2 separate regions of the Mus musculus genome follow, and region 1 is linked to region 2. A link is a loop called in an ENCODE intact Hi-C map of the cell type or tissue named here. Cell type or tissue: left cerebral cortex. All regions are shown on one strand. Each heading gives the region's core, and the rest is flanking DNA. Links, peaks and the distances in the headings are about the cores only.

Evidence for each region. Peaks named below come from ENCODE experiments on the same cell type or tissue, not always from the same donor. Only the 100,000 strongest peaks of a DNase experiment are listed, where the experiment ranks them.
Region 1: a loop joins it to region 2, with 2.6 times the contacts of the local background. A loop is called at or near these places in 17 of 42 quality-filtered maps.

What each region holds. Positions count from the first base shown.
Region 1 is chr2:163,093,464-163,108,831 of GRCm38, forward strand. No RefSeq gene overlaps it. Among named protein-coding and RNA genes, the nearest start is that of Gtsf1l, 12 kb to the left of the region's middle. In left cerebral cortex, for the core only: a CTCF peak has its summit at 8,239 (motif pointing right); DNase peaks (open chromatin) are centred at 8,267 and 11,238.
Region 2 is chr2:163,196,321-163,211,688 of GRCm38, forward strand. Tox2 (TOX high mobility group box family member 2) reads left to right here and starts at 6,807. Exons shown (of 9, transcript NM_001372575.1): 1 at 6,807-6,942. The coding sequence starts at 6,844. In left cerebral cortex, for the core only: a CTCF peak has its summit at 7,244; DNase peaks (open chromatin) are centred at 7,251, 7,803, 8,613 and 9,621; H3K4me3 peaks cover 2,468 bases; H3K27ac peaks cover 489 bases.

The sequences.
Region 1 (15,368 bases), core at 3,740-11,739, 100 kb before region 2:
TCCCCAGTTTTGTAAGAAAGCAGGCTGAGCAAACCATGAGGAGAAAGCCAGTAAACAGCACCCCTCCATGGCTTCTGCATCAGCTCCTGCCACCGGGTTCCTATTCTGTTTGAGTTCCTGTCCTGACTTCCTCCAGTGATGAACAGTACAGTAGAAGTCTAAGCTGAAAAAACCCTTTCCTCCCCAATTTGCTTTGAGCATGGTATTTTCACTGCATCAATAGACACCCTAACGAAGACAGGGGGTGCGGTGATTTAAATGAGAAGGCTCCCCTCTAAGCTCAGATATTTGAATACTTAGTCCTCACTTGGTGGCACTGTGAGGGTAGGCTTAGGAGGTGCAGCCTTCCTTCAGGTCATAGTGTTTTATCAGCCAAACTCAAACGTAATGAATATAGATCTGCCTCTGCCGCAGCACTGGTATTATGGGAGCCCACGTCCAGCTTCATCTGTGGGTGCTGGGGACAGAACTCAGGTCCAGATGCTTGTTCAGCAAGCACTTTACCCGCTGAGCCGTGTACTCGGCCCTTCCCTACTGGCTCATAATTTGGGTGTTTACAGTTTGTGTGTTCAGGGCGCTGGTTGTTCTTACAATGGGCCACACTGCAGACAGAGCAAGACGTTTGCCCTTTCAGTGCTTTAAAGCTTGATAAGCTGAATTGATTAAAAACTGCGTTTGAAGCCCGTGGACCAGTTTTTACAAATTCATTTTGGCTTGAGGGAGAGAGGATCCTGTTATGTAGTTTAAGCTAACCTTGAACTGGCCATCCTCCTGCCTCAGCCTCCTAAGCTAAGCCCTGAGATTGTAGATGTGTGTCAACATTGCCAGGTAACTCATTTTATTTAGTAGTTTAATGTTTATTATCTTTGGAAAATCCTTTGTAGGGCAAATTCTGTTGCTCTAAAGTGTAAGATAGATGTGTCTTCCTCCAGAAGACGATTGCCATGTAGTGATATGGCGCCAGGAACCACTGCCGCGCCAGGGACTCAGGCCCTCTACAGCGCCAGGGACCGCTTTCACCCACATCCCAGCCTCCTCCATCTTGGCAAGCTTCTCTACTTCGCAGAGATTGGCATAAGGGCATGAGCCTGCAAGCGTTGCTTTCGGTTTTGCTCTCCTTTACCTTGTAGTTCAGCTGCTACCCTGGGACACCTTCCAAAGTCTTATTGGGTGGAAAGAAACATTGAGACACGACCCTAGATCCGTAAAGCCGGAGCTCTTGGTACCTTGGCTGGACATGGGAAACATTCCTTACTCAGGGGGTGAGGGTGGGGGTAGGGATTCCCACGACTGTTCCACTTGTACCGAACAGGACAGAACTGAAGTCCAAATTACACCTAATTCTAATCGAGTTTGTGGTTTCTCATTTGAGGCAGTGCCTCATGTATCTCAGTCTGGCCTTACACTCAGATGTATCTTGGAGGGCTCAGAACTTCTGATTCTTCCCACCTCCTGCTCCCAAGTGCTGGGAAGATGATGATAAGAGTCATGTTGTTATTAGTATGTGTGTGAGTGTGAGTGCGAGTGTGTGTGTGTGTGTGTGTGTGTGCGCGCGCGCGCGCGTGCGTGAGTGTGCATGAGAGAGAAGGGAGGGGAGAGAGAAGGGAGAGGGAGAGGGAGAGGGGCGGGGGGGAGGGAGCATGTAGTACCAGGGGTGGAGCCTAGGGTCTCCTAGGATTCTCTGGCATTCTGCTTATGTCTTTGCTTTTAGGTTTGCACCTAAAAAGGTCCCTGAAGGCTGAAGAGGTGGCTCAGTAGTTAAGGGAAAGTACCACTTTTGCAGAGAATACAAGTTTTCTTCCCAGCACTTATACCAGGGAGCTCACAACTGTCATTGCAGTTTCAGATGCCTCCTCCTCCTCCTCCTCCTCCTCCTCCTCCTCCCCCTCCCCCTCCTCCTCCCCCTCCCCCTTCTCCTCCCCCTCCCCCTCCCCTTCCCTCCCCTCCTCCTCCTCCCCCTTCTCCTCCTCCCCCCCTCTGCATTACAGATGGTAATGAGCCACCATGTGGTTGCTGGGAATTGAACTCAGGGCCCCTGGAAGAGCAGTCAGTGCTCTTTACTGCTGAGCCATCTCTCCCACCCCCTGGTGCCTTCTTCTGTCCTCAACAAAGGCACTGCATTCACTAAGCCTTGAGCTTCTTACAGGACCGGAGCGTCGGTAAAAAGACCATATTCTTGATAGTCACATAACTCATAAAGAAGCACAGAAGTAAACTACAGTTGTTCTACATTAACGCATACACACAGTGCAACTCTAAACAACAATATTGGGAGCTCTACCTTATGGGCTTCGCTCTCATTTTAGACCAAGTCTCTGTTTGTTATTTTTCTTCCAAAAAGGGGGCAAGGCACGACTCTCTTCAAGAATCTGCATTTCCAGGTCAGGCAGCAATAAACTATGACCTGTGGCCTGAATCCAGATCTGCTCTTGTAAATAAAGTGTGAAATCTTGAAACCTCTCCAGATCTCTGGTTTACATAGTGTCTGCTGGTTGCTGGGACTTATTTGAGTAGTCTGGACAGGCCGGATGTTTGCCGGCTGGCCTATTCTAGAGCTTGCCACTCCAGTTCTTGCTGAATTCTGTAATCAGCATGAGTTCTTTCCAAATCCCTTATCAATAATGGCTCAGGAAGCAGACAAATTGCTCAGGTTTCAATCCTCCTGCCTAGTTGGGCAGTGGTGGCTTACACCTTTAAACCCAGCACTTAGGAGGCTGGGGCAGGTGGATTTCTAAGTTTGGGGCCAGCCTGGTCTACAGAGTGAGTTCCAGGACAACCAGGGCTACACAGAGAAACAAAACAAAACACCCAAAACAAAAACAACAACAAAAAAACCCTGAGTTCGATTCCCAGCACCCAAGACAGTGCATATGTGATATATACAATCACTCAATCACATAAATAAAAAATAAGATCAATCCTCCTGCCCACCACTTAAGTACTTTTGTGACTTAGGCAGGGGCATGTGCACGTGTGTGTGCAGGACACATACATGGTACCTTGAATTTTCTTTTTAAAGATTTATTTATTTTTTTATGTATATGAGTACACACTATAGCTGTACAGACGGTTGTGAGCCTTCATCTGGTTGTTGGGAATTGAATTTAGAACTTCTGCTCGCTCTGGTCAACCAACCCCCCTAGCTCAGTCCCTGTTCGCTCTGGCCTTTATTATTATACATAAGTACACTGTAGCTGTCTTCAGACTTATAAGAAGAGGGTGTCAGATCTCATTACCGGTGGTTGTCAGCCACCATGTGGTTGCTGGGATTTGAACTCAGGACCTTCAGAAGAGCAGTCGGTGCTCTTACCCATTGAGCCATCTCACCAGCCTGGTACCTTGAATTTTTCTAACCTCTATCAGTGATTTGGTTTTTGTTGTTGTTGTTGTTGTTGTTGTTGTTGTTGTTGTTGTTGTTGTTTTTCGGTAAGTTTAGTAGGGTTTTTTTGGTTGTTTTTGTTTTTGCTTTTTTCAAGACGGGGTTTCTCTGTAGCCCTGGCTGTCCTGGAACTCACTTTGTAGACCAGGCTGGCCTTGAACTCAGAAATCCACCTGTCTCTGCCTCCCAAGTGCTGAGATTAAAGGCGTGTACCACCAGGCGTGGCTAGTAGTTCTCTTTATGTTGGATTTTATAGTGGTTAATATTGTTAACGTGGTAGGATTTGAATCCTATAGAAGACTACTTAAATATGGTCTGTACTACCCCATGGGGTGACACATGAAAAGGAGAAGCGATGTACACCATAGCGGTGAACTCTCTCTGCTTCCCGACTGCAGATGTGATGTGACCACCTCGTGTCCTTTGCCATGATGGACTGCATCCCTCGAATTTTTTTTTAAAGATTTATTTATTATTATATGTAAGTACACTGTAGCTGGCTTCAGATGCACCAGAAGAGGGCGTCAGATCTCATTCTGGATGGTTGTGACCCACTATATGGTTGCTGGGATTTGAACTCAGGACCTTTGGAAGAGCAGCCAGTGCTCTTACCTGCTGAGCCATCTCGCCAGCCCGCATCCCTCGAATTTTGAGCCAAAATAAACTCTTTTGCTTTCGTCAGGAACTTTTGCTACAGCGTGGGACAAGTGTCCAATAGATACTTGTTATTTAAATTACTATTCAGTGCCTGGTAGGTTTCTACTTCTTTGTGGTCCATTTTAAATGGCATTTATCTGGCCATGGTGTTCGGCTCCTACAGGATCTTGAATTCATTGGCTCTGGCTCCATTGTGAGAGCAGCCGAGCATGGCGGCTATGTTTTTACCTTTTATGGGCGTGGAGGGCACAGCATCATGACCTCCATTGGTCTCGTAGAAGGACATGGGAGGGGGATGCCAGGCTTAGACACAGGAATCCAGAGAAAGTCGTTCACAGCCATGCCACTTCCTTATCCCACCAGGTGACATCAGGACATGCAGGGTCAGGCTGGTGAGCTCAGGGGCTTACAGTAGTAGTGTAAGGTTCACCATGGCACAGAGTAGTAAAACTTGTCTGAGATGCCTGGGGTGGGGCCACAAGGGGGATCTGCTTGTTGCTATCAAGAGGGCCTTAGGCTTATTGCGTCTCTGTAGCAGTTCATGCTTCCATCTAAAAAGAGATGGGGCACGTGGTGAGTCATGCACTAGCTAGCTGTGTGTGAAGTGTGTGTGTGTGTGTGTGTGTGTGTGTGTGTGTGTGCTTTATATGTGTGACGTATGCATGTGTGTGAGCAGGTATAGAGGCTCAAGGAGGTATTGAGGCCTTATAATGCTCTGCCCTATTCTCAGTGAGCCCAGAGCTAGACTGGGATCCAGCCTGCCTCAGAGATCCTCCTGTGTCTGTTCCCCACGGTGTTGGATTTAAAGGTTGTGTGCATAGGCACATGTGGCTTTCTACAGGGGTGCTGGGGATTCAAACTCACATCCTCAGGCATGAGCAACAAGTGTTCTTACCCACTGAGCCGTCTCCCTAGCTGCCTTCCCTAGCTTTTAAAGCTGCTATCAGGAACTGATAAATACCTCCTCTCCTAGTGACCTTTCACTGTTTAAAATATGGCTAACTCCAGGGTTCCAGGAGTTACCAAACTTCCAGGTACAAATCCTGGAAGGAGAACCGAGCCGTGTCCGAAGTCCCGAGGCCTTCCTTGTCTCCTTCCTCCAGGACACAGTTCCCTTTCTCTAGACACAGAACATGCTCCTGCCTCTGCTAGGAGACAAACCCATGTCCCGGCTCAGAGTGTGGGCCTTCTTGGGGTTGGACAGGATTCTAGCCCTCCCTGTGAGCAGAGGGTTGATCAGGTGGCCTTTGGGTCAGCGTGTAATGAGAGACTCTCTTTATTAACAGGATTTCTCCTTCTCTGACCTTCCCTGGGGGATTCTAAGCACCCCATGCCTCTACCTGAGCAATGCCACATAGCCTTAGTTAGAGTACTTCCCTTTCTCCTGGTAAAACCCTGTTTAGCTCTGAGATGCTTCCCCACCCTAATGAGGCATCTCGGTACCCTTAGTCCTCAGCCAATCACCTCTGCCCATCCTGGATGCTACATACTCACTGGGCTTGCAATCCTCCCCGCCAACCCCCAATCCCAATTTCTCCGCTCCCACTTCCTGAGCCTTTAGGCAGATGATCAGGGAAAGCAGGGAGAACCACAAGGAAACGCCCCAAGGAAAGTTCCAAACCGTTTGCTCTGCTAAGACCATATCTTCGGTAAAGTGTGACTTCCCACTTTATGTGACTGATGCTCTTTTTGTGGCACCTCCATCCCAGCTCAGGAGAAGCCATGGCACTAGCCCTGTAGGGAGTCAGCAGACACTCTGGCTCTTGCTCCATACAACCCAGAAGGTGCCTTTTCATGACCAGGGACCCAGGCTGCAGTTTCGGACCCCTGAAAGGCCACATACGGAGACAGCATTGGTAGCAATTCATCTACCCTGGAAACCGCATCGTAGGAGGTAGGCTCTTAGGGTGTTTAATGGCCAAACACACATTAGCGCAGCGAGCAGATGTTAAGTCCATTAGTGACAAAGGGAGATCAGAGTGCCTGTGCTTCTAAAAGATGTCTTGAGTGGTCCTCCAGCCTCTAGCCTGCTCCTAGCATTTTTTTTTTTTTTCTGAGTCTGGGACCTGAGAGGTTGCTCACCATGGTAACCTGAGCAGAGAGCAGGATGTGCACACATCTGTCTGGGTAGTGCTTTCCAGACCTGTCCACATAGAGAGGACCCGTAATGTAGGTGAGATCAGAGCTGCTCTCCTCTGCCTTGCATCTTTTTCCAAGAGATGCCACCAACAGCTGCTAACATGGGCACCAACAGCTGCTAACATGGGCACAGAGAGGGGAAGATTCAGACTGCGTAGAAACAGCTTCCCCCAAAATGAAAATCCATGGGTCAGGGGAGGGGGCACCATCCGCACAGCTCTGAGGAAGCCATCATCCCGTGTAGCTGCTTTCAGGCCACCCACATTTCTATCTCTAGCCCCCTGCCTTGTTCTGTAAGTAACGTTAATAAACTCATTGGTCCCCTAGGGGAACCTTGGTGGATCTGGACCTTACTTAGGAGGAAGCAGGTAGATGTCGCCTGGCCTCGACCCAGGGTGAAAATTCTGTGCATATTCCAGTTTATAATCAGAGACTCGGTCACACAGCAGGCTTCCTAGCAGCGTCAGCTGTCAGCCAGGGGGCAGGGCCAAGCATTTCCTACTCATCTGAGTCCCTGGTGAGCTCTAAGGGCACCTCCTACCGACAATGGACTTCCTACGCTACTAACTTATTTTATTTGTCGATTGTGTGTCTATGTGGGTGTCTGTGCACTGTGAGTACAGATGCCCCTGGAGGTGCAGAAAAGAGCCTGGGGTCCTTTAGAGTTATAGGCAGCTGTGTGTCTCTGGACATAGGTCCTAGGAACCGTAATTGGGTCCTCTGCAAGACCAGCCTGTGCTCCTGACTCCTGAGCCACCTCTCTCCATGCAGGCTATTCTCTTGTCATTAAAACTCTACTCCGTACCCGGTACTAAGCTGCCTTCACTCTCCCCCTGCTTTTAAAATTGGGTGTCCACAAACCCGGGCCCTTCCCAGCTGTTTTCAAGAAGCTGCGCGTGAGGCTGGCTTCCTCTTACCTGCTCTGCCTCATGAACTTAATGTTTGTTGTTTTGCTTTTCTCCCCAGCTTTCTCTCAATGCTTGTTTTCCCTCCTGGGTTACACGCTTTGTTTATTTTCCAACTTCCTTGTTTAATGACAAAGTCCTGTAGCGATGGGGAAAGGGGTGTTGGTTTTGGTTAGTTCCCCAAGTTTCTCTGCCTGAGGTTCCAGCTCCCGCTACGCTCTGAACTGCTTATAACTGACATTCTCTTCCTTTGTTTGAGCTGAGCAATTAGGAAATACATTTCCAAGTGATTGGTTTTTGTTTACCTTGGGTGTGACATTTCTGTCTTCATTGCATTGTGGATGTTGTGGCCTGGCCAACAATGGCTTTTTAATGACCCGGGTGCTTCTGTGACCCAGAACCTATCAGTGCTCAAATCCAGGACACAGTGCTTTTTTTTTTTTCTTTTCCCAAAATGGAAATATTTATGTTTTAATTTTTAAAGTTGTTTTAAATGATTTATTTATTCAGCTTGTGGGTGCACAATGTGCCATGTAGCACATGTATGTGCGTGCATGCGCGTGGTGTGTGTGTGTGTGTGTGTGTGTGTGTGTGTGTGTGTGTGTGTATGTGTGAAGCCGCTGTGCTTCACCCACCAAGTGAGGCCTGGAGATCAAAGTCAGGATGACAGAGCTTGGTGCCGGGTACCTTTGTAGGATGAGCTGTCAAACGTCACAAGAGGCTTGTTTTTAAATGTCAATCCCGATTTTTGTCTTCAGTTATGTTCTCCGCTTCTCTGTCTTCCTCCTCTGCCATAGCACATGGAATTGGTTTTCCCAGGTACTGCCGGAACTCAGGTTGCTTTGTTGTTGTTGTTTCTGTGGTGTTGGGGCTTGAGCTGAGCACACTGTGCTTTCATGGCAAGAGGTCACCACTGAACTACCCTGCTAGCCCCTCTTGGCTCTCTTTTACAGTAGATTATTCTCACAAATACATTTAGTTGTGGCACAGAAATAGAACTGGTAGTACTCAAAAGTCTGAAGTTTGGGAACACCGATAATGAAGGAGTTATGGCAGCATCAAAGACTAAACCAGGAGCTTCGCGCTGACACGGGTACCCAGCGACCAGGAGGTCACTAGCTGGTAGGGGACCCTCGCGACTGACCTCAATTTGGGAAGCCCGCTGCTGCTACGCATCCATACACCACCAGAGGGCAGCACTTCCCCGGTCTCTACTATGGGCCGGAGATCAGCTCAATAGGGAGGAATTTATTCCTTGGGACTGAAGTCTGGGACACACTTCCCTCCAAAGTTATCTGGGCATTTGACAACTGGAGAGAGAGGGGGAAGAGGGGAGGGGGGGGGAAAGGGGGAGAGAGGGAGAGAGGGAGAAGAGATTTAAACCTACTCCATTAGTGTCTTAGAGGCTGTGGGTGGGCCGAGGTGGCAGCTTGGGGATTTGGACAGCAGACGCTTGACAATTTGGAGAGCAGTGCTCCTGGGAGAAGGGGAGGTGAGCCTAACCAGCGCCCCCCCCCCCGGGGGGGCCTGAGTTCATGGTCTCTGTGTGTGTGCATGACCAACATTAAGTGGGGTGGACAGCTGGCAGTTGGTTTTGGATAAGTACCAGATGTCTTTGTTTTAAAGCCTTTTCCTTATCTATGCATCTCATCTCTGTGTGTGTGAAACACATGGGTGTGTGTGTATGTGACTGTGTGGGTGTGGGCAGGAGAGTGAGGAGGCCAGAGGCAGAGGGCAGACGTTTTTCTCTATCCTTCTTCTCCATATCTTTGAACCCAGGTTCACCAATTTGACTAGGCTGGATGCCCAGTGAACTGCAGGGATCCTCCTGGCTGTGCCTGCGACGTGAGGCACATTCACCACCATGACTGACTCTTGCCATGGGTGGTCATGTTTGCCTGACAAGCACTTCACTGACTGAGCCCGCTAACCCCTTCTCAAGCCCAGGCTGTTGTGTGTTTAGGAGACACATCGCGACAGAGAAGGTACATTTAATATGAAGTTGCAGTTTACAGCAGCTGGCGATACTTCCTACAGGGAGCTAGGTGACTGGGAGGTTTTCACTTTAGGCAGTTGTGCTTGGCCCGAGAGCTGGTGTGTGTGTGTGTGTGTGTGTGTGTGAGAGAGAGAGAGACAGAGACAGAGACAGAGACAGAGACAGAGACAGAGACAGAGACAGAGACAGACAGAGAGAGACACAGAGAGAGACAGACAGAGAGAGACACAGAGAGAGACAGAGAAAGAGAGAGAGAGAGGAATTCACTAGGCACTCAGATTATTTCCAGCATGAATTTCTCTCCCGAGCAAAGGCCCTGAGGTAGGTGTGCGCTTCCTCTGTGCAGGAAAGGGCAAGCCGGGAGCATAGCTGGTTGGCTGGGAGAAAACGGTCAGTGGCCGGAGCTGGGTACAGGTGGGGGCTGGGCACTTCAGAGTATGGAACCGGGGCAAAACGTCTGTGTTATAAAGAGGATCTGCTGTCATGCTATGCTTGAGGCATCGTGGCGCCCAGCTCACAGAATAGAGTGAACCAGATGTGGCAGAACTGGGGGAGGGGCATCTGTGTCGGGGCACAGCTGCTTAAAGACCGAAACTGGCGATACACTGGGCAGATGCAGGACCAGCTGGGCAGATGCAGGACCAGCTGAGGAACATCCTTTTTTTTTTTTTTTTTAAAAAAAACAGGGTGAAAGTTACCGTTTAGTGTCTCTGTCTCTCACTGGAAACAGAGTGCCACTGGAGAACACATTGTTTTCTTTAACTAGGCCATGATGACTAATTATTAAACTCACATCAAAAGGTTACCCTGTGCAGACAGGCAATTAGGTGGAGAGGAGAGCTGGAACCTCGATTCATTCCGAAACCCCGGTAGATAGAACTCGTGTGTGTGGTTTCTGAGCACAATGACTGTGAACATTCTCTTCAACTCAGCTGTCACCACAGGTGTGACACAAAACAGAAAGCTTTGCATCCGTTCCCTGGAGCATCTGGGGCAGTTCGTGGCCCGGCTTGAGATCTCTGCCAGACTGTTTAGGGAGGTATCACTGCCAGGCGAATGATAGGGGCTTGGAACTGGGGAGCTGTTGCTAGGTGTGGCTTTGTCCCATAGCAACCACATCCCATCTGGCCCAGGCCTCTCTAGTTTCCTTGTTCAGTGACATTCATGAGGGCTGGGACATCTGGGTGGCACCTTCAGCTTTCTGGGCTTCAGTTGTTTGTTTTTTGTTTTTGGTCACTTTAGACTTCTCTCGGGGACAGACTCTTTCTACGGGCCATCCCTTCCTTGGACATCTGCTGACTTTAGTTCCTATAGTTCAGACCTCATTGAGAATAAACCTCCTTGTTTCCTTCCCTAAAAGAGTGGCCCAGTGGTTTGATCTGGTGATGTGTGAACCCACCGTGATCCCATATAGGAATGTACGCACACACCAGATTTAACCCTGGATTGTAGCTGGTCTGATGCCTTAGAGGGCCCTGAGGCCCTCAGCTTTGTTTCCTCTCTACGGGACTGGCAAAGGGACAGTCATTGAGTTAGTATCAGGGCCAAAGATGAAATGGAGCTTTCTAAGGGTCAAGTGTATTGCTAGACACTTGGCCAACATGGCCACATTTCCTCCTCCTCTGCCTGTATGAAGTTGTCAGTCACTCCCACCTGAGGAACAGAGAGGCTCAGGCAGTTTCCCAAGGCCACACAGTAAGCAGGGCAGAGATGGCACTGCTGCTCAAGCTGGCCTACTCCTGGCCCGTCGCCAGACTTGCACACTAACCCCCTCTTTTCGTTTAAGGCTCAGTAAGGCCGTCAACAGGCACCAAGTGGTGGGGGCCTCTTTCTGAAAAAAAAAATAAAGTTATGTATTTGTTTATGTGCACATACAAACACACGTGTGTCATGGCATGTTTGGGGAGGCCAGAGGACAGTTTTTGGGAACCCATGCCTGTCTGCTACCAGGTAGGTCCCAGGGACTGGACTTAGGTCATCAAGCTTGGCAGCAGTTGCCTTCCCCCGCTGAGCTATGTCGCTGGCCTGTCAAAGGCTTTTTCAGGAGACAGAATGGAGACTTGGCACCCTCCCTTGGCCCCTTGGCCTTGTTTGGACGGCAAAAGACCTCACTGCTCACATGACAGCATTAGCTTTTCACACACCTCCTGTACCTCCTGCTGCGACCAGGCTCAACGGTGGGATACTTCCGGTGCGGGATACTTCTGGTGCTCACACGGACTCTAGAGTGTCCCGGCGCAGGGTGTTGGCCATGGGCCGCATGTTGCTTCAGTAACCTTGGAAGCACCTGATGTTGCCTTGAGTGCTGGCCTTAGACCTAAGCCAGACTGAAGCCAGGCACACTGGTTCTTTGAGCTAACTGGAGGATGCTTCCTGCCTGCCCTCTGACTCTGGGAAGCTGACTAGTAGCTGGACTAGTCCGGAGACTAGTTTCCTCCACACAGCAGGTGGGTCAGTTACCACATCAGAAGTTGCATTGTCCAGCTGCTGAGTATTCCCAGGCAGAGAACAGTGCTGGGATGGAACAGGAGCCACCGTTGTTGCACGGAAGGCTATTCCTGCAGCATTTCAAAGAAAGCAGAAGGCTCCGTGTAAGTAAAAGACTCTTGCTGTCTAGTAGACCCCCCCTCCAAGAGTGCAAAGATTCCCAGACATGCAAATATAAGTTCGCAGATTATTTTTCAAACCTGACTACTTCCCATCTTTTTCACACCACAGGAGAGAGTTCAGTACTAGCTCAGGATGGAAGCCCCGAGGGCCTTTTACTGTGCGTGCTCATGGGTGTGTGCATGCATGACAGAGGTTGGCCTTGGGATAAAACTGCCAAGCCAATTTCCTAGCAGAAGTAACAGCCTACATCCCAGCAACACATAGGTGAGCATCCAAGAAGCCCAGTGCCCTTGTCAGTACTGGCCATTGCATTCGAGAGCGTCGTGGCAGAGGCTGTGGTCACAGCTGCCCGTGGAGTTGAGGTAGGATGCACTCTAGCCTTACACGTTCAAGGGCAGCTTGGTCATTATGGTAAGATCTTGTCTCAGAAAATCATTCTAATAGACATGGGAGTATTCACCATGGCTTTTATTTGAGTTTCTTTGAGAAATTTTCTTTCTTTGTTTGGTTTGGTTTGGTTTGGTTTCAAGACGGGGTTTCTCTGTATAGCCCTGGCTGTTCCGGAACTTGCTCTGTAGACCAGGCTAGCCTGGAACTCAGAGATCTGCCTGCCTCTGACTCCTAAGTATTGCGATTAAAGACATGCACTATCACTGCAAGCCTTTATTATTATTAAAAATTGTTTTTATTTTGTATATGTGTATGTGGACACATGTAATGCTATGTGTGCAGAGGTCTGAGGACCACTTTATTTATTTATTTATTTATTTATTTATTCATTCATTCATTCATTTACATCTCAAATGCTGCCCCTCTCTGTCGCCCTCATCACAGAGTCCCTCCTCCCACCCCCTTCTCCTCTGAGACGGTGGGGCCTCCCTGGTAATGCCCCACCCTGGTTCATCAAGTCTCTGCAGGATCAGGCGTATCCTCTCCCACTGCAGCCAGACAAGGCAGCCATGTTAGGGAGCAGACTCCACAGTCAGGCTACACCTTTAAAGACAGCCCCTGTTCCAGGTGTTGAGGGACCTACATGGGGACTGAGCTGCACATCCGCTACCTCTGTGCTGGGGCCCTCGGTTCCGCCCATGTATGCTCTTCGGTTGATGGCTCAGTCTCTGAGAGCTCTGTTCATCTTCCTGTGCAGTTCCTATCCCCGTCGATCCTTCCCCCAGATCTTCCCTAAGCGTTCAAGGCCCACTTTTGAGATTCATTTCGCTCCTTCCACCATGTGGACTCCAGGGATCAAACTGAGGTCATTAGCCTTAGCAGGAAGTACTTGCATCTGCTGAGCAATCTTACCAGCCCAGAGAAACACAGGAGCTTTAATTTTAGATTTTTGAGACAGGTTTGCCTACGTAGCCCAGGCTAGCCTCATTTCATTCCTTTTTTTTTTTTCCTTTTGCTGTGATAAACTACTCTGATATTTGAGGGTGAAACGGTTTCTTCTGGCTCACATTTCAAGGGCATGGGACAAACAAGCCCATCATGACAGTCACATCTACACCAGGAGGCAGTGAACGATACCTATGTGTTGCTCAACTTCCCATGCCTGTTTACAGAGTCCAAGGCTGCAGCCAAGGAAAGGTGCCACCCACAGTGGGCTGGGCTTCCCACTGAAGTGAGCACAACCCACATGGCTCTGCATAGGCATCCCGAGACCCTTCTCCTGGGTGATCCTTGTCAACCATCATAGGGGTGTACCCAGCCCCCACTCCAATAGCATCTTTAGCTCTCACCTGTGTCCAAGCCTCCTCCCATTGCCAGTCTGTCTTTTTCTCTCAGAAGCCATGACTTCTCTAGCCACGACTCCATTTCCAGTAGGGCCCATTCCAACACCTTACATTTATAGGTAACACTCTTGTCTGCTTGTTTTCTTTTGCCGAAATAAGGTCTCACGTAGCCCAGGCTGGGCTCCAGCTTACCATGTAACAGGCCGATTTAGAACTTTGATCTTGCGGCATACACGCCTGAGTGTCGGGATTACAGACGTTTGCCGCTGCGTTGGGGTTCGAACCCAAGGCCTTGTTCATGCCAAGGAAGCACTTGTGGTTCGTCTGTAATGTCTTGGTCTCAGCAGATCCATTATCAGCCAAACCAGCCAGCCAGCCACTACCCAGATGTCATTTGAACTCATTTCTTAGTGAATCTGAGACAGGTGTGATGACAGTTGAGGGCTTTGTTCTGTGCTGTGGACATTTCCCCTTCAGTTAAGGGTTCCAGTGGATGAAGGCCAGAATGCGGAGAAGCTGGGATCACGTCTGCTGCTTTTCCAGTTGCTATGATAAAGTACTCTGGCAACAGCAATCTAAAGGAGAAAAAGGGTTTTTGTTTGTTTGTTTGTTTCTCCTTTTGGCTCACAGTTCAAGGGTATACAGTTTATCATAGTAGGAAGTCAAGGTGTCTACAGGAAGCAGCCAACACTCGTGGGCGATGCTTGGCTAGCTTTCTCTTTGAGCCCAGGAGATGGCACACACCCTCCTTAGGGTGGGTCTTCCTGCTCCAGTTAACCTAATCATAATTCTTTCAGTTGTGTCGGAAACTTGCTAAGTGATTCCGGTTCCTGAGCAGTGGATAGCCACACCAATCACCACAGGCTCTTGGAGGGGATGGGATTTGGTAAATGTGTCACATTGGATTCCATTTTCCTTTAGAGTGTGGGTAGTTTAGTACCCTTTGTCCCCAGGCTACTCAGGCGAGTTCTCAACCAGAAAAGCCCTGCTTTACACCCCACAGCCAATCCATATAGGTGCTAGATTTTGCCTATGGGGTGGCTGATGGCTGAGCCAGGCTGGTGTGATGGAGGCAGTACAACGTATTGTGTGGGAGGGAGAAGGAGGAGCCAGATGAGCAGCCTAGTCATAGATGGAAATGCTGGCAGTGGACGAGTCCCCTGTGGCTGGTTACTCCCAACCCCATCAGGGTAGCTATTTTTACCACCCAGGTTGGCCTCAACATCTCTAGGTAGCAGAGGATGACCCTGAACTGCTGATCCTCCTGCCTGTACCCCATGCTGGGATGATAGACACGTGTCTCCACTCTGTTGTATTAAGTTCTGGTTCTGGAAATCCAACCCAGGGTCTAGCGCATGCTAGGCAAGCAAGCGCTCTACCAAGTGAGCTCTATCAGTAAGGCCATCTCATCTCCAGCTGCCATGGTGGGGTGTGTGTGTGCCAGCATCCAGACAAAGTCCATGGTTGAAGATCTGGAAGGGTCTGGCCAGTGGGTTAAAAGACTGTTTCCATAAAAAGTTCCTGTTGCCAGGGACCATCTGTGGATGTTTTGAGAGAACCGGGAAAGGCATAGGATTGACTAATACGATGCACATTTACTGCATCCGTGCTGCCGTCAGGGCTTGAGAGATGCGCTCTTTTGTCTAATTAGCCATTGTGGCTATGTCTCCATGGTGACTTTTATGTCAGTGCTCAAAAGACACGTGTGCATCCATTAGAGGGACAGAGTTGCCAAACACAAGTAGTGGGCCCAGGATGAAGTGGCTTTTTACAGCACAGGCATCGAGCTGCTTCGGAAAGTACCAGAAGCAGCAAAAGGATGGCTGTTCTGAGCCATGGTCGGGGCTGTGAGACCTGGGAGGGGGTGCTCTCTCTCATCCATGTTGGGAACTCCCCAGGGAAAGATCATTTATTATCTTCTGAACAGATGCCAAACATATTTTTAGAGA
Region 2 (15,368 bases), core at 3,141-11,140:
TTGTTGGGGGCCTCGGTGACCTCTTGGTTTCCTATCCAAAGGGTAACTGGACACCGTTAAAGTGAGTTTGAAAAGAACATCATGTAGAATTCCAGTCTGTGGACACGGGATATGTGTTCATTCTCCATGCCAGACCATCAGTCAGTATCTTCCTTCCTGGCTAAGAGGTGGAGTCTAAGATGTGCTCATCTAAGCAGTGAGTGGATGATACTTAGTGTTTCTAGTTCCTGTTAGTAGATACTCTAGAGGTACTGGACAACGCAGTAAGAAAAGGCAGAGGCCAATATTGATGTGTTACATGCTTGAAAGTTGCTGAGATTAGATCTGAAATGTTCTCACTGTTAAAAAAGCTCTATAAAGGTAGAACATGATATTAATCTGTCTGTCTGTCTGTCTATCTATCTATCTATCTATCTATCTATCTATCTATCTATCTACGTGTGTGTCTGTATACATATATATGTCTGTATGTGTTACAAATCTATGCAATATGTGCATATATCTTAATCAAACTGGGAGGAGGTTAAAAGAAAGACTAAGTGAAGAAATAATTAGAAAAGAAGAGGAGCCTATCTCTTTTTCCTGAGTGACCATGCTATTCGATATAGAAAATAAGAGAGAAATGACAGCAACAAAGATGAGCACCAACAGTACTTGGCAAGTTCCCTGGATATAGGATAAACACCCGATGCTTCTATAATATTCTTCTATATGAGTATGGATAGAAAAGTTAAAAGATAGTTGTGTTTCGAATATTTCAAATCTCGAGTTCATTTACTAATGAAGTTTAATTCTAACTGGGACACTGACCATTTTTCTTCTCGAAGTAAGAAAGATTAGACGGATGCAGGGAGTCCTAGGGTCCTACAAGGAAGCCTTTTGGCCAACTCAACTCGTTGCATTTCCTAGTGGGTCACTCTGTGCTTCCATTCTGCATTTCAAGAAGTATTAGAAGTAACACCTACTTCCCGGGGGTGTCTCAGCGCCCCACACAGGGCAAGCAGGACATCCGAGCTGTTATTGATGCTTTGTATTTTCTTTGCAATATGAGGTCAATTTTAATTAGTTATTTTTAATTAGTGATTCATTTACATTTAGCTTTGCTGATTCCTTTCCCACACGGTAACACACAGCCAGGTATGAGCACCCGATTTTGCAGAAGTGAACGCTGAGGCTCAAAGTGGTTCAGAGCCTTGGCTTAAGTCAAGCAGGGAGCAGAGCAGAGATCAGGGTTTGAATCCAGTGTCCCATCCAGCTCCCTTGTTTTGTGTTCTACGTAGTGGGTTGAAGAAGTGACCTTGTGCCAAAGTCTCTGCCATAGCATTGGCCCATTTAGTCTTTTGCCCAGTAGATGTTGTTGACAGAGGCTTTGGGCTGGCTTGGCCTCTTGTCAGAAATGACAAACAGATTGAAGTGCTCTTTCTTGAACCACATAGCGAGTAGTGTCCAGGGCTCTAGCAATGCGCAACTGCCACCCTCAGACAATAAGTGCCCACTTCTAGAAAGTTCCTGAGGGAATGTTCTTGCACATAGGCACAGAGTGAAGTGTGAATAGAGAGCAACGTTCCACTTCCAGGTTGCACAGCCCCAAGCCCTGGGGTTACCCTCTGCCAAATGCCCCCTGCCATCAGCATTCCAGAGTGCCATCCGGCCTCTGCCTTTTGAGTCCTGCATCTGTTTACCCACAGGATATCTCTGCTGCAAGTTCTTCACATGTAGTTGCCAGGACAAACTGCCTGGGAAAGAATTTTGTCTTAATCCCAGTTGTTAGGGCTTGCTAAGTAAAGAACCCAGGTCCTTGCCTGTTGAATGGGATAATTCTGTGGCATATTTGTGCTACTCTGTCTTCCCGAGTCCCCCAGTGGAGTTCAGACCCAATTGTCCAGAGTAATGCACCTTTTCTTGACAGTTATTTTTCCTGGCTCTCCTCCTTCCTCGACCTGTGTGTCCAGGAATCAGTGCTTAGTAAACTGCTGCACTAGATCCTTGCCTCGGATGCTTCTGATCTCGTGGCTTTTGGAAGACTTTCCATAGGACAGGGGAGGTTTTCTCTATGGATCCCCATTTTCTAATGCCCAGATCAGCATGATATGTCCCACCACACTTGTGATGAGGTATGTTTGCTTCAGGGAAGAAAGATGGAGACAAGTGCTGAAACGTGACTCCTTTTCCTGCCCTCTGTCTCCTGGAATTTATAAAAGACAGGGGCTTTTTCTCCTCCTCCTCCTCCTTCTCCTCCTCCTCCTCCTCCTCCTCCTCCTCCTCTTCCTCCTCCTCCTCTCCCTCCCCTCACCCCTCCCCCTCCCCTCCCTCCTCCTCCTCCTCCTCCTCCTCCTCCTCCTCCTCCTCCTCCTTCTTCTTCTTCTTCTTCTTCTTCTTGGAGTGTGTGTGTGTGTGTGTGTGTGTGTGTGTGTATAAGAAGGTCCTCAAGGGTTCATCTCAAGGTGAGAACCAAGCATTTTGCCTATGCCAGACCCTGTATTAGTCACAGGTATCATAATGGGGGAAACCCCTGTCCCTTTGCTGGAGAAACTCACAAGGCACACGTTTTGTCACGGTTTGGCAAAGCGGGCACTGTTAGTACTGTGTGTAAACAGCTCCTAGAGCAGTAAGCACCTCAAAGTATTCACCCAGCCAGCAAGTTAAACTGGCCTTAAAAAATGAGTTAAGTTTTGCTACTTTTTTTTTTTTAATGGATGAAGGAAAGAAAATAGGGTTAAATACCATCTTGCTTTTTAAAGACAGGATCTCACTGTGAAGTTCTGGCTGTCCTAGAATTCACTCTGTAGGCCATGCTAGCTTCACAGAGACCTGCCTGCCTCTGCCTCCTGAGTGCCAGTCTCTTAAACTTCCACCTAGAAGTGACACATACCACTTTGGGTAAAATGAGTCACATGGTCACACTCAACTTAAAAGTTCAGTCAATCCGACTACATGCCTGAACGGAGGAAGACTCTCTGACAGACCTATAGCCTGTCAGCATTGAGTGCCTAGATCCTGTGCTACACACACTGCTTTCTAAGATGTTGGCTGTCTTGAATGGGAGCCATAACATTTCCTGGGTGAAGGAGCTGTGGGTGGAGTAAGATTCGTTATCCTTTGGGAATCCCATGGCTGTTAGTCATGTCTGTCTGTCTTTCTTTCTTTCTTTCTTTCTTTCTTTCTTTCTTTCTTTCTTTCTTTCAATCTGATGACTTGTCTCCTGGGGTCTCACCAACCCTGCGGGGACAGTCCTGTCTAGGATTAGCAATCCCTATCCCTACAGAACATGATTTGCCTATGGGCAGGGCATACTTTTCAATCACTACTTGCTCAGATTACCCAGGGACTAGGAACTGGCCAGCTGGGAATGTGTATGTACACACTGACAGCATCCACACCAGCCAGCCCTAAACCTATAGAATCTGTGAAAAAAAAAAGTCCTTATGTACAGTCCACTCTCTTCTACCCCAACTGATACTCAGGCTTCCCCCACGTATCTCTAACACAGTGTTCCCTCTCCTCTCAGGAACCATATGAGGCCACTGTCGTTTTAATAATAACCATCTCCTGTTGTCCTGATCATATCTAAATAATAATAAAACATGCTCAAGTGCATCCGCGTGCTGACCGGTAGCAAAGGAAGCTGGGTCTGGGAAGGTTCATAGGCAGACTCCCCAGCCCTGAGCTGCTGTAGGCGAGGAACAGCAGAGCTGGCCTGAGTCAGCTTGTTCATTCTCTCTCGCTTCCCACTGAGGTTAACAGGAAGAGAGGTTTCAAGGTCCACTTTTATCCTGAAGCTAACAAACATGGTTGTGGTATTCCTTGGAAGGGGGGTAGGGTATCCTATCTGATGAGGCAACAGAATAAGATAAAGCCATTAGGGTAAAGCCAAGCTCGGAGAACTGTCTGTCTTCCCTGGTAAGATCCTCACCAGACTTCTCCATGTCCTCTCGAAGTCTTCCTTCTTCTCTGGGAAGGGCTGACAGGGGTGGCTGCTATTGGCAGATTCCAGAGAAGTCACAGCAGTTTGGCTCCTAGGAGTCTTTTGAACCATGGTGGACTTTGTTGACAATTTTTTTGCTAGAGTTGATGAGACCAAGAGTGCTGGGGTGTGGCCAGTGGGAAATGCTGGATGACAGATTCGGGTTTAGCTGTAGCTTTGGGTCTGCCATTAGCTCTTGGGCGTTAAGCATCCCTCACTGATCTCATGTGGCACTTTTATCTCCTGACCTCAAAGGGCAAGATTTGTCAAGATACACACACACACACACACACACACACACACACACACACACACACAGAGAGAGAGAGAGAGAGTAGAGCAAGCACACAGTTCGTGGTGAGTATTGATAGTCCTTCTGTGCTCAGAAGGAAGACTAAGTTGGGGGCTGGCGGCTTCTCTCACATTTTCTGTTACTGTTACTGGCCAGTGAGACAAGACAAGAAAAAGCAACGGAACATACAAGGATTGGAACTTAAGAGAAAACTTTCATTTTATTTACAGATGGGAGAGAGCATAGCTCTAGGGTTTTTAAAAGCCAAAGAATCCATGTACAAATGATTAGGGTTAGTGAGTTTGGCAGTGTTTCTGGTTTTTGGAACATTGTGTAAAAGTTTATTTCCAGTATATTCTAGGCCTATATGGTTGAGAAACAACCTCAAAATTTTGTAGCTTAAAATAATATGCACTTATTATCGGTCATGGCAACTGAATATCTTGTCTATCTATTTACCAATAATCTGTCTATTTATCGAGACAGGGTCTTCCTATGTAGCCCTGGTGGTCTTGGGACTCACTATGTAGATCAGGCTGGACTTGAACTCACAGAGATTCTGCCTGTGTCTTCAATCCAAGTGCTAAACATTTTGGATTCAAGAAAGACCATAATCTTTTCAGGGCTTCTCTGATGATTCCAGCCCTCCTACATGGTAGCTTACAGCTCCAAACAAGAGCCTGCTGAGAAGTCAAGCAGGTGAGACTGTGTTAGCTTTAATGAACTAGCCTCAGAAGTCATGGTATTTACTAAGAACCACTCGCCAAAATCAGCCTTTCTAAGAGGGAGGCATTAGACTCTACTCCTAGGGAGGAGTGTCAAAGGATTTGTGGAGGTGTTAGAAAGCCTTGACCATCATATTAACAAACAAAATAAATAATTGATAATAGCATAAAAATGACAAAAAAAAACCCAGTTGTAAATCTAATAAAAGATGTGCCAGGTTTTCGCATACGAACATGGCTGAGAGAACTTGTAAAGAAACCCTAAGTGGGTGTACCATGTTCATGGATAAAATTAATGCACAGAGAAAACACCCTCTTCATCCGAATTGGGATAAAGATTCGATGTGAGAACAATGACAATCCCAGCTGATTTTTATTAAGGCACCAAGGCCAATTGCCAAGGTAGTCTTAAAGAACAAAATGTGTGTGGACTTATTCTATGGGACATTAAGATTTATTACAAAGCTGAAGTAGTCCAGTGGGCTAATGGCACAAGGAGAGAAAAGTAAACAGGACAGACAGACAGCACAGAAGCCATCCACGTGCACATGAAATACTCAATTCAATGCAGAGAAGTGTGTGTGTGTGTGTGTGTGTTTCAGTGACTATTGCTAGGTTAGTTGGGTAGCCAGATCTGGGAGAGACAGGGGGGGTGGGGGGGGGGAGGAGAGAGGCTTGTCGGAAATTCCTTTTTGATAAGGCTGAGCCTGGTGTTTCTAGAAACAATGACTGACGTTTATTTAGAAGCTCTTTCCTTTCTGGGTTGTAATTTCCCTCTGTTGTTCTCCAGCCTTCGCTGGAAGACCAGTTCCCACACTGCTCTTGAGGTGCCTGGATTTCATGGTTGCTGCGGTCCTCGCTCCCGGCCAGGAAGCAAGTCCAAGAAGCAGTTATGGAGCCTGAGCTAGTTTCAAGCTGTCTCCTAAGTGGGCAAGAGGCTCACGCTCTTTTCTCCAGTTGTTCTTCCCAGGCAGGCTTCGAAAGTATTCCAGAACCTGGAACCCAGGAACTGGATGGGGGTGGGGTGAGCAGCAGACAGCCCCTGATGGTTCTTCCAGCTAGCAAGTGTCTGTGGAACAAGGGTGCTGTTACAGATGGACGGACGACAAGGGGCAGATTCACACTGCTTCTCTGGGGTTCCGAAAAGCTCTGGATGGTGGCTAAGTGTACGCTAAGTGTACGGGGCTTCTGAGCCTTCCCGTCCTTACCAGTAAGGGGGAGGGGACTTTCCACAGTCTTCATCCAAGCGCTTTCACTTCTGCATGCTCTCCCTTTCTGGTGCCTCGATTTCCTCATATATAAAATAAACCTTTATGCACGTTGCCCCCTCCCCCCGTCCCTCTCTGAATAACTCAGATGAGCTTGAGGTGTGTGTGTTGGGAGGCAGGGAACTATTCTAAGACCCATGTAAGGCAAAAGGTAAGATAGTGCCCATCTCCAAATGGATGCTCCTTCAACCACTTCCTACTTGCCCTGCAAGCAGGGTGGGGATTGACACTGTCCCCAATATTTGGGGCTGGGAATGTCCCATTTCTGGACAGGGGTGGCCTAGAGATTTCTCTCTTCTTGGTGACAAAAGGCGGGACAGGAACGGTCCACTTGGACTGGCAACTAACTCTAGGGGCGGAGGGTTGGGCGGAGACCAAGGCGACCAGGGGGCCCCCCTTGCCCTCGGCGGCTCCCGAGGCCGGAACAATAGCGCTTGCGGGCGGGGCGGGGGAGGGCGTGGCGGGAGGGCGTAGCTCCCCTCCGGGCACCGCCCCCGGCCCGCCCCCCGCGCTCGCACACGGGCTCGCATAGGGCTCCCACGGCTGCCCGCCCAGGCACTGCCCGCGGGAGCCGCCGCCGCCGCCGCGCCCGCCATGGACGTCCGCCTGTATCCCTCGGCGCCCGCGGTAGGTGCGCGGCCCGGGGCCGAGCCGGCCGGCCTGGCACACCTGGACTACTACCACTGCGGCAAGGTAGGCGGCAAGGTAGGCTGGGGGCCCGAGTGTCCCGGGCTGGAGCGTGGGGGGCAGGAGTAATCTCGTGGCTGCGGACGTAGGCACTCTGGGGGCGCACACGGGGACACGCACACAACATCTTGGACGACGGGCACGTGCCACTCACACCGCTACCCTCGCGGTCGGTCACACATGCTGGGAGTTGTAGATCACGGGCAGAAGTCAGCCCGACAGCTTCCCGTAAGACGACACAGTGACACACTCACCCACGCTTCGCATTCATTCACAAGCCGACGCGCAGCGACTCTCTGTCACCCAGCCAGGCGGCACCACACACAGCCTTCGCCGTCCCACATAAGTCACGGTGCCAGTCATTTATCCTCAACCACACGCAGCCACTCGCCCACGCACAGGGCTACGATAACATACAAGTCACCTCATCTATCTACACTCATACACAACGCTTCCACACAGGTTCGCAGCTGCTGTCACATCCAGTGGCAACGGGGGACAGTCACACAAAGAAGTAGCTCCGACAGTCACAGCTCAGACTCACAATGACCCACAAGTGTACACGTTCGGTCACGCAGATCCATCCCCTGGAGGAGAAGCCCCAGCTACAAATCGCCCTGACGGCCACCTAGTCACACCCGGACACACCCAGGGACAGTCACAGGCTCCAGCACCCTCCACTGCTCGCCCCCACCCCTCGGTTGTCCACACTCGCGCGTCGGGGTTTTAACTTCTCGGCGCTGAGCATTAATTGGGCCGTTTACTAATTGGCCGTCACTACCCCGTGGCGCCTCTGATTTTATGCCGGTGTCGTCCAATCAAGGCCTATCCCTTCCCTGGATTGGGGAGCTAGCGTCCCTCCAGGCTGGAGCCGCAGCGAGGAGGTACACTCTCGCTCCCCGTCCCCACCATTTTTCTAGGTTCTCTGTGCTCAACTCCAGCCAGGGCCCCACAGCGCGGCGCCCCCGGGAGGTAGTGCCTGGATCCCAGGACCAGGGGCATCGGACCCCAGCTCCCCTTTGAGCTCAGCGGGCACGGTCAGGGGCAGCGGCGCTGTCTGAGTCCCCTTCCCTCGCAGGGAAGGGAACTTTGAAACTTAGTTCGGACGCCAGACGGTCGGTGCGTCCCCGGGTCTGTGCGTCGGTCGGGGTCAGGCTGGAGCCGAGCGCGGCTTTTCGTCACTCGGAGCCCGGATTGAACAGCGCGCGTGGGTCTCCGGGCGGTCGGGACGTAGACGCGCGGGCTCCGCGGCGCTGCGTGGTGAGTGCGCGTCGGGTGGCTGGATCCATGACCCTCTGGGGGTCTGTCCCTTCCCTACAGGCTGTCCGCGCAGCCCCTGGCTGCGGGGATGTTGTCGGGATGCTGCAGCAGCCGAGCGTCCGGCCGATCGCTGGGCCTCCGGGGCTGGGCCTCTCTGCAAGTGCATCCTCAGGCCCTAAGGGAGCGGCTGCGGCCGGGAGCCCTCTGCAGTTCGCCCTGGTCCGGGCGGCGCGGGCCACGCAGGCCGGGGCGTCCCGGGGCGGAGGTGGGCGGCGCGCATCTCTCGGAGTGGGGGGGGGGGGGGGGAAGAGCAGATTATCTTTTGTGCGCTGATCCGCAAAGTTGGAAGCCTGAGAGGGGGGATGGTGCCTTAGAGAGAAGGCGGGTTCCGGAGTCGCTTCCAGTGTGGTGGTGGGAAAATGGATTAAAACCAGCAAGTGGAGTTTTACCAGAAGCTGAAGGATGGGGCGGCAGGTCATCTTCTGCCCTTGGCTTTGTTTAAAATATCGAATGGGCAAAACGGGGTTCACCCTCTGGTTTGGTGGCCGCGGTGGAGATTGGGGATTTATGCCTTAAAGTCTGGGTACCCAGGCTGGGGGCGGGGCAGGGTAGCTGGAAGAGGTCTTTGGGAAGTGATGTATCTGCAAGCGCCACCAGAGTGGGGCCTGTCTCCCGCCGCCGCCTTTGGGAAGTAGGACGCTGCCGACCCCCACCCCCCAACCCCAAACCCCCACCCCCATCCCCGCTACCGCCACCTCTTTATTCGGAAGCTCTAGAAACCTCTGACTCAGCACCAGAACCTCCGAGGTTGCAACCTGCTGGGAAGGGCACAGAAGTGGAGGGTGGAGATTTTGGTTTCTATCTGTGCACTAAGACCCTGGCCTGCAGCTGAGGAAGTTTTGAGGATAGTGGGGTGGGAAAAGCCACCAGAATGCTGGAAAGGAAGGTGCAGAGCATGGGTTTAGATGTGAGACCCGCAGGTTCAGCCCTTCAGGCTGGGGTGATGGGGCACCTGGCTCAGCCTGAATCCAGATTCCTGTTGACAGATTCCCCAGTGTGCTGTGGCCTTCCGTGGTGTTCTTGAGGTTCACTGTGACCAGGAACTCCACCCCCCGTTTTTTTTTTTTTTTTTTTTTTTGTCTGACACCAGAAACTGATGATTGTGGAAAAGAAAATGTCCAGGTTTCTTACAGAGGCTCACTATCAGAGTTGGAGACCTAAGGTGTAATAGCCACTCTGTGTGTGTGTGTGTGTGTGTGTGTGTGTGTGTGTGTGTGTGTGCGCGCGCGCGCCTGTGTTGGGAGGTGCTGTAAAATAGGTTATAGAGCCAGGACACAGCCCACACACTGGGGACTCTGTTCCTGGAGCCAGGACAAGAGGCTTGTCTCTCAAGCATTTGCCCAAACGATGTCAGACAACCGTGGGGCAGTTGACCTGGAAGGGCCCTTGGCGACGGTCCCCTTGGCGACCATCCCCTTGGTGACTGTCCCTTAGCAATCCTCCACATAGAGATTCCCAGCCTCTTTAAATCAAAGTCATGAGCACTAGCTGCTCTCTTCTGCTGGGTTTTGTTTGAGCAAACACACAATGATAAAAAGCCACTGAGCTTCATTTTAGCTTCAAAATACTTGTGTAATTTATTAATTACAGCAATGTTAGCATGCATGAGAAAAAATTGTCTAGTAGGTATAAAGCAAGCACGTTATTCTTTTTAAAAAGAAAATGTAGTAACTGTTTGGTAAGCACCGGGGCTCCTGGCTTCTGGCATGGAGGATCTGGGGTCCCGTGATCTCTGCTTCACGGCAACACGGCAAAAGTCAGTCATGGAGTAGCAGGTGAAAGTCAGAGATGAGACTGAATCCAAGTTTCTCAATTCACAGCAGGACAGCAGTCCAGCCTCCTTGTGAATCTCTCTCTGTCGTGCTTTTGGGACTGGGAAATCTATGTTTCATCCACGGAGGATTGAATTTCTTCCATTCAGACTTTGGAAGGCTGGGAGCTCCCAGCTCAGCCAAAACAGACTGGTACCAAGAGGTCACTGGGACAGGGCGAACCTGGCTTCATAGCTCCATATGTGGCTTTGCGAGCTAAAGAAGATGATTTTCTAGCTCCTTTAAAAAAAATTACAATGCATGCATGTGCAGTCGTTCAAGTCAGAGAGCAACCGGAGGCTCTCTCCTTTCCACTGTGTGTGTCCCAGACGTCCAAGGTTTGGCAACAGGTCCCTTTACCTGCTAAGTCGCCTGTAGGCTTTCTAGCTCTCTGTTAACACAGAGTATGATCTAACAGAATAAAATGTAAATGAGCTTGGTTAGCTATAAACACCCATGAACCCACTAATCCAGTCTAGGTAGAGAATATTTCCATTACCCCCAGAAAGGCCCTTGTTCCCTTCCTAGTGAGCACCCTACCTTTGCCCCAGCAGCAATTTCTTACCGGGTTTCTATTCCCCACCTTTTTTTTTTTCCGGATCATTTTAGGACTGTGAACTCTACATGAGCCCCAGTGTGTTACATACAGCATGGGCATTTAGAGTATGGCTTCTTTTCTTTCTTTTCTTTCTTTTCTTTTCTTTCTTTTCTTTTCTTTTTTTTTTTTAGCTCAATCTGTTTTTTGCATTCATCTTTTGTGTGTGTGTGTGTGTGTGTGTGTTTGTGTGTTGTTCCACTTTGTCACTGAGTGATATTGCATCGTGTAAATATAATACAACTGGTCACTTTATCTGTGGATGGGCATTTGGGTTTGTTTCCAGTTTGGGGAAATTGTAAATAAAGCTACTGTGAATGTCCGTCTACAAGTCTTCTTTCAAGGGGAACAAATTGTCTATTATCACTGAGCCTTGGTACCCTCTTTACAGTTTTTTTTCTGTAAGATTTATTTATTTTTGTTTTATGACTGTGGGTATTTTGCCTGCCTGTATGCATGTGCAGGATGAGCATGCAGTACCCATCAAGCCCAGAAGAGGGCATCAGATCCCCCTGGAACTGGAGTTAACAGATGGTTGTGAGCCCCAGCATGGGTGATGGAAAGGAAACCTGGGTCCTTTAGAGAAGCAGTCAGTGCTCCAGGCTGACCCTCATTCCCACCATGTACCCTCTGGAGGACATTGCCTACTTCTGCGATTCAGGACACAGGCGTGAGGGATGCAGAATAGAAAAGTTCTTGGTGGTAATATTAAAAAAGAACTAGGAAAGTTCTTGGTGGTAATATTAACTGCCTACCACCTACTCCAGCAAGAGGCTTAACCTCTCTGTTCTAGCATCCTTTTATCCCTATTTGATACACACTAAAGGCCAACCTGGGTGGCTCTCCCTGTGGAGCACGCTGTGGCCAACAACATCTCTCTTTCTCCAGGATCTCTCAATAACTAGTAATGCTTGGGATATGGGATGTTCTACCATCTGTCAATCAACAAATATTTATTAATCACTGTTTTGTGCTAGACCTTTTCTAGGTAACCAGTGGTATGACAATGAACAAATTGTTGCTTTCAAAGCTTATCTGTCTGTCTGTCTGTCTGTCTATGGATAAAATACAGTATTATGATTAATAGATCTCTAGATATTTTCTGGATATGAACTAGGGAAGAGGGTTTAGATGAGACAAGCTCTGTGGCTGCTTTGCAATGTGTGTGTGTGTGTGTGTGTGTGTGTGTGTTTGCCCTAGTGTGTGCACATGTGGAGGTCAAAAATTGACACACTGGATGTTGTCGTAGCTAGGGTTAGTGTTTGTCAATGTTGTACACAGACCTCAGAAGACGCACTCTCAGTTGAGGAATTGATTCTATGAGATTGGCCCGTGGTTGTGTCTGCTGGAGTATTTTCTCAAGTGCTGATTGACTCAGTAGGGTCCAGCCCACTGTGGGCAGTGCTATCTCTAGGCAGGTGGGTCTGGAGCAGCTCTTTAAGAAAGCTGTCTGAGCAAGCCAACTGGAAAAGAGCCGATAAACAGGGTTTCTGCTTCAGTTCTTAGCCCCAGCTTCCTGCCCTGGCTTCTCTCAGTGAGGGGCTGTAAGCTGTAAGCTAAATAAACCTTTCCCTCCTCAGGCTGCTTTTGATCGTGGTGTTTACCATAGCAACAGAAAGCACAATTGAACAGGTGTCTTCCTTTATGTATATTAAGACCAGTTTCTCCTCGAGCCTGGAACTCAACACTTGAGCTAGACTGGCTGGCCAACAGTCTTCTAGGACCCACCTGGCTCCAGCCCACCAGCACTGGATTATAGGCGTACGCCTCCATGCCTGGCTTTTACTGGGGTCTGGGGATCCAAACGTGGGTGTGTGCTTAGGCTGCAAGCCCTCCCCCAGCCGGTTTTGCAGTTTTAAAATGGAAGGTTAGTAGCAGGCCTCTGAAATTTTGAAAATTTATGTACACAGTAAGAGTCGCTTGATGTTTTTTTCAAAGCGTTATTATCTTATTCATGTGTATGTCTGTATGCCTGTATGAACACATGTATACAGTTGCCTGTGGAGGCCAGGAGAGGGTATTGGATCCTCTAGAGCTAGAGTTGTGGGCATTTGTGGGCCTGTGGGTGCTGGGACCTGAAGTCTGGCTCTCTGCAAGAGCAGAGAGAGAGATCTTAGCCACAGAGACAAACGGATCGCAAGCTTCTGATCTGGTAAGTTTTGAAAAGCAGCTTCCAGAGCCACACTCCCAGGGATTTCATTTCCTTTGGTCCTGGTGAGTGGGCCCTGAGGATCTGTTTGTCTCATGAGCCCCCACGTGATGCTACAGCTGGTCACATGTTAGAGGCCATAGTTTGTGTAGTGGGGGCTTGCTTGTTTGCGTACAGTTTTGAGTGGGCTCCTGGCAGGCAGGAACCACGCTCAGCGCTTGGCACAGTGCCTTCTCATAATGGCTCGGTGAGTAAGTGGTAGTGGGTGAATTATTTTGCTCACCACCCACATAGCTCTGGGTATAGCACCGGGTAAGCATGGGAACTAGGAAAGCTTGGTTACTAAACGGCTGGAGGCTCCCTTTGGCACAAACCACGAAGTGGAGGTTACTTCCCTTGGTGGTTTGTGTATGCTCCGCCCAGGGAGTGGCACTATTAGAAGGTGTGGCCTGTTGGAGTAGGTGTGGTCTTGTTGGAGTAGGTGTGTCACTGTGAATGTGGGCTTTAAGACCCTCTTCCTAGCTGCCTGGTATTCTGCTAGCAGCCTTCAGATAAAAATATAGAACTCTCAGTTCTGCCTGCACCATGACTGCCTAGATGCTGCTGTGTTCCCACCTTGATGATAATGGACTGAACCTCTGAACCTGTAAGCCAGGCCCAATTAAATGTTCTTTATAAGACTTGCCTTGGTCATGGTGGTCTGTTCACAGCGGTGAAACACTAACTAAGACACTTCCTATCTTGGACTTGGGGTGCATGAGTCCTTTACAACATATGTGTGTGTGTGGGGGGGTGAGATTTGCATGGCTTTCTTCTGCAGGGTCCCATGGGAGGAGCCCTGGGCTGGCTGGAATTAAGAGGTTCTATCAGGAGGCCAGATTCTTTGCCAGGGAGCTTTTTACTTCCGGACTTAGAGTTTCTTTTGCTGTGAAGAGGCACCATGACCACAGCAACTCCAATAAAGGGAAACAGATCATTGGGGCTGGCTTACAGTTCAGAGGTTCAGTCATTATCATCATGGTGAGGCATGGCTGCATGCAGGCAGACACGGTGCTGGAGGAGCCAACGGGTTCTACATACTGATCAGCAGGCAGCAGAAGGGAGCCGTGAGCCATGCTGGGCGTAGCTTGCGCATATGAGAACTCAAAGCCCGCCTCCACAGTGACACACTTCTTATAGCAAGGCCACACCTATTCCAACAAGGCCGTGCCTCCTAATAGTGCTACTCTCTATAAGCCAAGCATTCAAACACACGAGTCTATGGGGGCCATTCCTATTCAAACGGTTACACTGACCCTCTAGTCCTGCATCCTGTTTGCCAGAGGGTCCTCTCAGATCAAGCTTCTGTGTCAGGAGCATCAGTCCAGGCTGCCGCTGCTCACTTCAGTCTCCTGAGTGACTTTGAACATGTCACTAGCTTTCTCTGGGTTTCTGCTCCTCTGTGTACAAAGGGGAATCGAATCAGCAACCATCACCCCTCCAAGACAGTGTGGTGTGAGGTATTACGAAGTGAAAGCCTGGGGTGCCTTGTATGATTGTGGCACATGGGAGGATCCTCCACCAGGATGATGCTTTTTGAAGAGTGTATTAGCTTGCTTTTCATTGCTATAACAAAATACCTGAGACAGGCTAACCTTGTGAGGGGTTATCATGGGTTTCAGGCCAGCCTCTGCCGCATAAACAAACTCGGTTTCAATAATAAAAAAATAAACTGGAAGCTAAAAGATTTAAAGAAAATAAAGGGGTAGATTTAGCCTATAATCTTGTAGAACACAGCATAGGTTCTGAATGCTGCCTCACCTCATGGGTAAAGACACTGGTAGCCAGAACAGATGTGGGGACAACTATCAGATTTCATTTTAAACCAGAGCCACAGGGTAGGGAGAAGCAAGGCTTGCTGCTGTTAAAACATGTCTCCTGAGAACTTCTGAGGGTCCTAGAGACCAACAGCTCAACTACAGTGAAGAACTCCCACTGGACCTTCTGAGGGGGTCCTTAAGATGTTGTCCCTGGGATAAGAGAGGACTCTTGTGTTTCAGAGTGGGCCTGGCAGATAAGTGATCAGCAGACATTTGCTCTTGACATGAGTGAATGAATGAACTGGGGGAGGGCTGCCCAGTGAGCACCTGGAGTCTAGAACAGGACTAGGGCCATGGCCAAGAGTCTTTGAGTGATGGGGGACCAGCCTGTGCCTGGTAGGAGCAGTGGAGAAGCCAACTCTGTGCACACTGCACAGGTTCCCACAGATGCTCTGCTGGGTGGCTGCCTGTTGTCTCCGTGGGTCGTCTCTTTCACTTCCGTAACTTCTTAGAGTCCCAGGATTGATGTCTAGTGTGGGTCATCTGTGGAATGCAGTGGGCCTGGGATTACGGCATGCTGGTAGCACGGGTGGGTTATCCAGTGGTCCAGTCTCTTCCTCTGTCAGATGGCAAATCAGCATCTCCCCCAGGGAGGAGGGTCAGCGATCACAGTATCCAGTACAGATAGACACACTTTCGTTTCCATTTGCTAAGAACAGTGCACTAGAGTTCAATGTTAGAAATCAGCTCTTGCCCAC